Regions from separate parts of the Homo sapiens genome. Here region 1 is linked to region 2. A link is a contact called in ENCODE Hi-C or POLR2A ChIA-PET data. All regions are on one chromosome and are shown on one strand. Each heading gives the region's core, a stretch centred on a gene start or an enhancer-like site at or near the end of the contact. The rest is flanking DNA. Distances are from core to core; before and after follow the strand shown. Region 1 holds the start of NFAM1 (NFAT activating protein with ITAM motif 1). Region 2 has its middle 46 kb from the start of TCF20.

Region 1 (4,672 bases), core at 538-3,037, 110 kb after region 2:
CTAGGACACCGTAAGGGTGTTTTCACCTCTTGTGAAAGAACAGTTTCTCTTTTATGTAATGTTTGTTGCAATACCGGGTGGGAGGGGGTGGCACTGGGAATGTTTTGTTATAGTTGAGACTGTTACAAAAGAGCTTTTCCCCAGTAGCACCCCATAAAACCTCTTACTGCTCGGTTACCAGGGTGTGCTGGGTGTCTTTTGGGGAGGAGGAACCACACAAAGGGAAAGGATGGGAATTGGGGGGAAATTAAATTAAAAATGACTGTAGTTGAGACACATTGACACTAACAGGCTGCATTTCCGGGGTCTGGCCGTGTTTGCACCAACTGTCTGGGGTGTGGGGCGAGGCGTGCACAGGATTAAAGGAGATGGTGTCCTAGGGCTCTGGGCTGCAGCCTGGGGAGGTACACACAGGTCAGCCTTTGCCTCCCCAGGGTAAGTTTCCGGTGAAGAACATTCTTTACAAGTAAGAGGATCCTCTGAGCCTACTGGCCGAGGGGCCCAGCTTGGGGCTGAGGCTGGCCTGGGGCTGAGGCTGGCCTCTACTTACCGGCTAGGTCTTGAGCAAACGAACTGGCTTCCCTGGGCCTCCTTTTCCCTGTCCTTAAAATGGTGCAGGTGAGGACAATAGGAGCCCCAAGGGGTGCTGTGAGGGTGGCCAGTACGTGCCCTGCTAAGGGCTCCATAAAGCCTAATTTGTGGTCATGAGAGGGGGTGCAGCAGGACAGGGTGGGGGCAGCTCTTGAAAGCCCCATAAACTAAGAGAATAGAAAGGAAGGCACCCTGTCTCCACAGTGGAGGCCACCCCTTTGGCCAGAGGGAGGGTTGGCTGCTGCCCGGCCAAGGAGGGGCAGAGAGAATCTGGCAGAATTCACTGAGCCCTCGTGCTGGCAGCCCTGGAATGGGACCCTCCTGGGCCGTCCCTGGCCTGATGAACTGGCCCTGAGGCTACCTACCCCACAGCTTGGCTCGGATCCCGGCCACCCAGCTTCCAAGAAAGCCTGGAACCAGGAAAGGAGCGCCGCTGGCGTGGAAAGACACACTTGCATCCTAAAACACTTGGCCTCTGGTTGTGTTTCAGGAACTGGGAGGTGAGACCCTTTCTGGTGACTGACAGTTTTGTGCCTCTGGGCGCAGAGCCCTGTGGCTGGCCCTGGTATCCCCCCCTCCCCCCTCTCCCCGCTCTCCCTGGCCAATGCCAGCAACAACCCAGAGGGTAGCCCCACCACTTGCCAGGTTCAACGCAGTGTCCCCCGCAGCAGCCACGTGAGGTTCCTCGGATGGGGAGCTGTCCCTCCCCCCTGCCCCGCCCCTGGCCCCAGCCACACAGCGCCCACCCTCCTTGTTTAAGGGCCAGGAGGCCAGACTGCTGGGGCAAAGCTGTCACAGCAGCGAGGGAGAGAGCGCTGTCCCCCTCCCCTTCAAAAGCCACCTTGGCAAGGCATTAGCTAAACATCTTCTCGGTCCCAGAAGGCTTCCCCTGTGAAGTCTGCAGCGTTCAAACGACAACCAGCAAATCCCCAGAGACAGGTCCCTGGGAATTAGCTGCGCCGGGCGGGATGAAAGCCGCTCTGATGTTCTGGAGCGAGAGAGTAGAGAGAAGGAGGAAGACAGACACTACCTGCCAGTCGCAGGGTCCCGGGCAGCAGCAGCACGCCAAGGAGGAGCCAGGGGGCTGCGGGGAGCCCAGGAGGGCGTGGGAGGCCTGGCAGGGCCCGCCACCTCACAGGCTGGTTCTCCATCTGGGGGCCTGCTTGTCTGCGGCGACTCTTTAGTTCACAGGAGGGGACGGCCGGCGCTGACAGCTTCCCCTTTGCTTTCCCCACGAAGCTCCTCCCTGGCAGCCCCTGACCTTCCGCTCAGAAGCAAAGCTGGAACAGCCCAGCAGGGTGGCCGCCAGATGAGGAACCTGGCACTGAGACTGGTCCAGGCCACACAACCAGAAGAAGAGCTGGAGACGGGACCCAAGCCTCCCCACTCCAACCCCTGGTGGGCTTCACCCTGTCTCGGCCCCTTTCCAGCAGGGGCCCCGTCCAGGAGACACTGGTAACTGTGCAGAGGGATCATGGGATTTCCATGAGTGACTTCGGGCCTTGGTTTAGCCTCTCACTTCTGAAACACTTTTAAAACGACCACAAGCATGTTCACACAAACTTCTCTAAAATATTCTGAGAATCCCTTAATAATGTGTTTACCAAAGGTAGGTTTTTTGGTGAGGGGTGGTAGGGAGGCTGGGGTGAAGGGCAGGAGCCTCATGTTCCCAGCCCTAGAGAGGGCCAAACACCCAGGGCAGGTGAAAGGCAGGCTGCCCATCATTCACCCAGCGAGAACCTCTGTGGGTCCCCTGCAGAGGCCCAGGAGACGCCTCCTCTCTGGTCCATCTCTAACGTCAGCTCCTCCCTGTGGCTGCCCTAAAGCTTAGCTCACTCGGCCTCCCAACTGTGAGACCCTCGAACTGCTTCCCCATTGGCTGCAGGTCACAGCCCCTGCTCTCACTTCTAGCAGCATCAGCCGGGGACAGGAATTGTTTGCTGCCGGGACCCCCTTCCCCAGCAGACTGGGAGCCCCTCACCCTTGGCACCCACACATCTGCCTGCGTGTCTGGAGTGGCAGAGGAAAGGGGCTGGGGTGTGGTGATGGCTGGTGGAGCTGGAGGCACCTGGTACATGGAAGACGCAGGCGGGAAGGTGGCTGAGTTTCAGCGCATGCTGAGCGCTTACCTCCCTTCTCTGCAGGTGTCCCTTCACTCACCAGATAAATGTGATGATCCCAGTTGTACAAAAGAGAAGACCTCGGCCCCAGGAGGCAAAACAACATGCCTAGGATCAGGGCAGGTCTGTGGGGCGGGCATTTGAACTGCCAGTGGTATGATGTCCGAGCCTTCTCCCACCCTGCTACTGCCTGCTCAGGTGTGTCCAGCTGCAGCCCCCGGTGACGGCATCATGAGATCCATTTCAGTTCTTTGCACACATGCTTTTCCCTGGGCTGCTCCAAACATGAACAGTGAAAGCCTAAAGACGTTTCCACCAATGCCACGAGCACTGGGAGGCTGGCAAGAGCAGGGGCCGCCCACCAGGGGAGGAAGACATATGAACAGGAGAAGTTTCCTACCGCGCAGGGGGCAGGCGGGGACCCCAGTGTTATTGACTGTTGATCCATCACAGTGATACATGCTCACATATGTCACAGTGAGATGCAGACCCGCTGCTTCACGCTATTCCTGGCTCCTGGGAGTAGCAGGTTGTCTAAGCACCTTGATGCCATGGTGATAGACCTCGTGTCAATGCCTCAGGGTACACGGGGAGCATTGGAAAAGCATCGGTCTGTGCCTCTACAAGTCTCATTACGACTTGGCACTGGGAGGCAGCTGAATGCCAAACTGCCTCGGAACAAGGGAGCCTGCTCTTCCAGCCCTGGTGCCGCCTCCGCTCCTGCCCCTGTGCCAGCTCACTGACCCTACCTCTCAGCCTGTCACGGTGCCCCCCACACCCCAACTCTGTACCTCGGACTCCCGGGAGTTCTGCCGCCTCTGAGTCTGGGTCTAGCCTGCTGCACACCTGGTTTCCACGCTTGCCTGCCTGAGCTGCCTGTCTTCCTCCCCTCTCCTTCTTGAGCCTGGCCCAGGGGGTGCAGGAATGGACGGATGGGTGAGCATAAGGCAGGGAGAAGCCTTCCTCCAGGCTTGATATGAAGGCAGGTGCCCAACACCACGCTGGTGCACAAGAGGCCTCAAGGGAAGGGGTAGCCTCTGGGAGGCAGGGTGGGAGGAGGCGTGCATACTCCCCAGGCAGGCCCTGGGCTGTGGAGCGCAGACATGACTGGACAAGAAGCAGCTGAGGGTCCCAGCTCATTGCCCAGTTTCTGAGACGCTCTGCAGCCACGCAGCCTCCTGGGGAGAGGCAGGGACGCACCTTGGCAAGGAGCCCAGCAGCCCTGGCTGCGCTGTCGGGGCCTCGTGTCTGGCCCTGATCCTCCTCGGGAGCCAGGGGGATAGAAATAAAACCGCAGCGCATCCAGGAGCCTCATTTCTACCAAAACTTTCTAGCACCTCTCATGTGCTTCCTCTCCTGTGCCCTCAGCCAGAGCTGTGAATAAACAGTAAAGGCCCCAAAGGCTGAAGGCGGAGCAGAGGAATGAGGAGGCTCTGTGGGTGTCCCAGGGGCAGCTTCAGTGGCACAGCCTTCGAGCTAGGCCTTGGCAGCTGAATTTGCAGGTGAGGTCCCTGGGGACCACACGTCTCAGCCACTGGCTTTTGCCCAGACCTCCGTCCATTCCCCGTTTATCCGTGCATCTATGCCTCACAGTATACTGAACACCTGCCCTGCCCTGGGCCCTGGCCTCACGGAGGCTGTAGAAGTGAAAGAGCCTAGCCTCCCTGGGAAGCCTAGGGGCACGGCAACCTCAGCAGAGTGAAGCAATAATAGAGCAGTTCCGGGAAGCTTCCAAGCGCCTGACACTGCTCCAGGGGACCTGCTCTCCTTGCCAGTTTAATCCTCACTGCAGCCCTATGGGGCAGGCACTCTAATCACCTCCATTGTACAGATGAGGAAACTGAGGAACAGGGAGGTTAAAGTAATTTCTGAGTGGCAGCCCTGAAGGAGGTGGAAGCTGGGTGGGGAAATGGGGGAGCCCAGGTGTCCCCTGCAGTCCCCAGGGGCCTCCTCGACACCAA
Region 2 (4,622 bases), core at 1,868-4,367:
TGAATGAAGGAAGGAAGAATGAACTCTAGAAACTTCAGAGAGGATTCTGGAGCAGCATCTGGAGAGGGGATTCAACAACAATAAAGAGGGCAGGGGCACGAAAACCTGGGCTCCAGAACCCCTCCCTCCAGCCCCGACCCAGGGAGGAGGGGAGCGGCTGAATGAGGGGAGGTGGCAGAGCGGAAGGCCCTCACAGCCCAGCCTCCTGGCCCAAAGTCTTCAGCTCACACCACAGCAGGATGTTTTTGTTTTAAACTGGCTGTGCCTCCTTTAAAAGTAAGAGGTGGCAGGAAATTGGATCTGATGACACAAAGCCAGTTTTCACACAATTTTTCAGAAACCTGGAATCAAGGAATGGTCTGAGGAGACCCAAGCAGGGAGGGGGCAGACAGGAGGCTGTGGACACCTCTAGAGATTTCCCCAGGGCAGTCCTGACAGGGGAGGTTCTGGAACAGTTCAGTCTGTCAGCAATCACCAGCCACCTAATGGGGGCCTGAAGCAATGAAAAGTGGGAGAAGCCAGTGGGAGCCCCAGGGTGCTCACACACCATGCTGGGGGTGCAGGAGAGGCACCACAGTGGGCTCCATCTGGGGTCCTCATGGCAGGTGGGCTGCAGGTGAGGACAGGCTCAGAGAGGAAGGACTCTCTGAAGGACAGGCAGCTTGAAGCTGGGGTATCCAGGCCAGGCACACAGGGTAAGAGAGGAAAGGAGGGCAGCCCAGGCAGGTGGAATGGGCTGGACATAGGCAGGAAGAGCAACATCCACTCCCTTGCCTATTCACTCAACAAACTTTCACTGGTTCTACCTCTGGGCAAAGTCCTGGGCTGGCCATGGGGCCAACACTGAGTGAGACTTCCTCACTGAAGCTGGTGGCTTCAGGAAGGTGTGGACAGTGCCATGAATGAGGGAAGCCTAGGGGGCCAGAGAGGGGGGCACATAAGACATCTACCATCCTGGGACAGGGCTGGTCAGAGAGGACTACCCAGAGGAGGCATCATTAGAGTGGCAGATGAACCAGAGGTAGCCCCAGGTGGAGGAGACAAGAAAGGCATCCAGGCAGAGGGAACAGCAGGAGTAAAGATATAAAGACAAGGCTGGGCGTGGTGGCTCACGCCTGTAATCCCAGCACTTTGGGAGGCCGAGGTGGGTGGATCACTTGAGGTCAGGAGTTTGAGACCATCCTGGCCAACATGGTGAAATCCCGTCTCTATTAAAAATACAAAAAATTAGCTGGGCGTGGTGGTGCATGCCTGTAATCCAGGTTACTCGTTGTCAGGAGAATCGCTTGAACCCAGGAGGCGGAGGTTGCAGTGAGCTGAGATCGCGCCACTGCACTCCAGTCTGAGTGACAGAACAAGACTCTGTCTCAAAAAAAAAAAAAAAAAAAAAAAGATTTAAAGACAAGAGGCCACATCAAGGCAGGATTTGGACTTTATCCGAGCACCAGGGAGCCCTGGCAGCTTCCAAGGAAGAAGGGACCCAGGCAGGTTTGCAGGCTAGGAAAGTCACCAGGCACAAATGGAATAAAGACTGCAAAGTGCCTGCAGGCTTCCAGGGCCAGAGTGGTGATGAGAAGATGCTCCCAAACGCTGACCCTGTGAAAATGTGACACCCAAAAGAGCACTAGCATGGGAGTCTCTGCTCAGTTCAGTCCCCTGGGCCTTCCCTGCACCCATGCAGCAGGGGCACACCACACATACTCAAGGAGACAGACTGGCCCACAAGTTAATCTGTCAGAGCCTGGAGGGTCAGAGAAGGGCGAGGTGGGCAGAGGCTCCTCCTCCACCTGCCAGGTTCAAGCGATTCGCCTGTCTCAGCCTCCTGAGCAGCTGGGACTACAGGCATGCGCCACCACGCCCGGCTGATTTTTGTATTTTTAGTAGAGACGGGGTTTCACCATGTTGGCCAGGCTGGTCCTGAACTTGACTTCAAGTGATCCGCCTTCCTCGGCCTCCCAAAGTGCTAGGATTACACGCGTGAGCCACTGCGCCCTGCTGGCCCACCTTTTCTTGCTGAAGCCAGGATCCGAACACATCACTTCCCTGCTCAAGGGCCATCGATAGCTCCCACCACCTCCTGGATCACAGTCAAACTCTTTGGCCTCCAGCCCCTCTGAAGCTGACACTGGCAGAACTTTCTGGTCTCATCTCCACCACTTCACTCCAGCCAAGCGTCGCCCTTTCCCCAAGTGCCAGGCGTCTTTTCCCGTCTGTGCCCACTGCTTTTCTCTTCCTGGAATGCCCTTCCTTACCCCTTTGCTGCCAAGTGGACTCTGGCATGGCCGTAAGGCATCTTCAATGGTCCCATGTCCTCAACACTCTTCCCAGACACCCCAAATCCCCCAAAGAGCACTGGCAACACTATCCGTCTGCCTCCCCTGCAGACTGAGCGCTCTGTGTGCTTGGCCACGTCTGACTCACCCCACCTTCCCCGCCCGCCCTCACTCGGCACACCCTCAACATTTGCTGAAATGAATAAATTATCTCATTTAGCCACAGAGCACTCCCAGCTTGAATGTCGGAGGTTCAGCCAAGAGCCCTAGCGTGGAAATCACCACACTGAAGGTGGCAATATTTCACCTCGCCCAGAAATTTACTGCAAGTTCTCAAGTCTCCCTAGAGTGCGTGTTTATGTGTGTGGTGGGGAAGGAGGGGCGGCGCTGGGTGACGGAGCTTCGATTTAAACACAGATGACGGAAAATCTCCTTTTCCTCCCACTATGTCTGGCCCACCAAGCCCACCTAGGCCCTTCCCCAGTGTCACCTCATTACCCACTCACTACCTGGTACATGGGCAAAGAAAAATACCCCCATCTCACCAAGGTGGAAACTGAGGCTCGGAGAGGCCAAGTGACTGGCCCAAGGCAGCACCCTCAGAGGAGGGCTCTGCTCCTGCATTCCCGCTGGGGGCTGGGGGGGAAAGGGGTGTAGACTCAGCCGCAGGACAGCGGGAGGGTGGGGGTTCTGTGGGCCTTTCCCACGGTCCAGCAGTGGGGAGGGTGGAAGAAGGGAGCCGAGGTGGGCACAGGGCGATCCCTCCCTCACAACGCTACAGAGAAAAATGGCAGGCAGCCAGCAGGGCCCAATTAGGTAGCCAGCTTCAAAGGCACCCATGAGCCAGTAAGAGCCAGATCCCACTCGAGCCCAGGCGGGGCACCCTCCTGGCTGCCTGCCGTGCATGCCTGTCCATCCCCTGGCAGCCCCATTGGCCACACTCCCAGAGCCCTATGGGGCAGGCAGGCCCAGGCCCAGACAAGCCCCTGCACAGGGGCGTGTGCCCAGGGCAGCCTGGGCCTTGACCCCACAAGCACCCCCGGCCCGCTTACCTGCCAGAGGCCCTGGCCATGGCCACAGGCCCCAACGGGGCACCACAGGCCCCGCCCTGCTCGCCAGGTATGATTTGCATATGCTAATTAGCCGCACATCTCTTGCTCCCCTTGGAGCCAGCTTGTTTGGGGAACGGCTGGATCTGGCTATACCTGTACCATGCTGATGTCACGCCGAGCTATTTCCAGCCCAGTTGCCATGGAAACCACAAGGCCTCAGCTCCAGTTAGGAGTTCAATATATAATTTACTTACTTCCCCATCCCCCCAGCCCCACCCCAAAAAGACTAGGGCGTACAGGGAACAATTGGCTAAAATATACAATAACACCCTCCACTTCCCTCGCGGCCTGTGAGAGGAGAGGGGAGGAGGAGGAGGGAGGAGTGCGGCGCAGCGGAACGGTAAATTCATTTTGGAAGAAGGGGGGATGGCAGGGAGGAGAGAAGAGCTTTCCTCATTAAGACGAAGAACAGAGGCTGGCACTCAGGGATGATTCCAGGGAGCAGGCCCGGGCCAGGCAGGAGTCAGGATGCCGCCCTCTGCCCAGTGAGCCCTAGCACTGCCCAGCCAAGCCTTCATCAGGGACCACGAGTGAGGGATGACTCCAGGCCCCCAGCCACCAGGCTGCAGGTGACCTGGGGTTTCTGTGGAAGCCCAGGGCTTATGAGGGCACTGCTGTCTCAGCTGCCACTGCTCTGGTACTTCCAGACACAGGGATGCCATCAAGGCCTGCTGTTCATAAGCAGGTCCCAGTATGGGGGTGGGGGGCACTGGCCACCTCCATGCCTGGGTGTGTGGGGTGCTCCTGATTGACCCTGTGGCCAGCTGAGGCCTGGGGCCATGAAATCAGCCAGCAGAGGCACCTGCCCAATGGAGCTTAGGGCCCTGGCACTGCCCTGACCTGAGATCACTCCAGCTGTGTTCTAAAGGCATTCTCTGACACCTGCTCTGTGCCACACCTTGTAAGGGGTACTAGGGGGGCATGAGAGGACTCAGACACAGCCCCACATGCAGGGAACATTCAGGCTGGCCGTGGGAGGGCAGAGATGGTGCTATGGGGACACTAAGGAGGTATGTGACCGTCACACGTAAAGTCTAGGAAGACTTCCTGGAGGAGGTGCTGGCCAGAGCTAAGGCTTGAAGGGTGAAGACTTGGCTGGGGGCTGTGGGAGGACATTCCAAGCAGCACATACAGCATGGGGAAGAGTACTCCTCTGGCCCTGCCCTTCCACTCCACAGGCATGGGGATCTGGGGGCCAGGCCACCTGCTGCTGCTCTAAACTCCCCAAGTGCTCCAA

Evidence for each region. A loop is a pair of places that touch in the nucleus more often than their neighbours do. ChIA-PET counts read pairs that join two places held with the same protein, here RNA polymerase II (POLR2A). Pooled maps may share reads with other maps.
Region 1: a loop to region 2 is called in a map of prostate gland, with 2.2 times the contacts of the local background. The contact joins the promoter of NFAM1 here to the enhancer-like site in region 2. A Hi-C loop is called at or near these places in 11 of 168 maps with a recorded cell type or tissue (B cell, CD8-positive, alpha-beta T cell, Caco-2 and 7 more), 7 of 37 single-sample maps with no recorded cell type and 17 of 50 pooled maps. POLR2A ChIA-PET finds 5 or more read pairs at or near these places in 4 of 52 experiments (CD4-positive, alpha-beta memory T cell, MCF 10A and WTC11).

The regions. Positions count from the first base shown.
Region 1 is chr22:42,430,616-42,435,287 of GRCh38, forward strand. It overlaps NFAM1 (NFAT activating protein with ITAM motif 1), which reads right to left and starts at 1,788. Exons shown (of 6, transcript NM_145912.8): 1 at 1,622-1,788. The coding sequence starts at 1,742.
Region 2 is chr22:42,314,739-42,319,360 of GRCh38, forward strand. It overlaps a transcript of TCF20 not described here. Among named protein-coding and RNA genes, the nearest start is that of TCF20, 46 kb to the left of the region's middle. RefSeq lists enhancers at 1-793, 3,535-4,432. Within about 2 kb of position 3,118, at least 10 of the 41 ENCODE cell types and tissues checked have a DNase peak (open chromatin) inside an H3K27ac peak, as active enhancers do; they include mammary epithelial cell, prostate gland and sigmoid colon, where a contact is called at or near this core.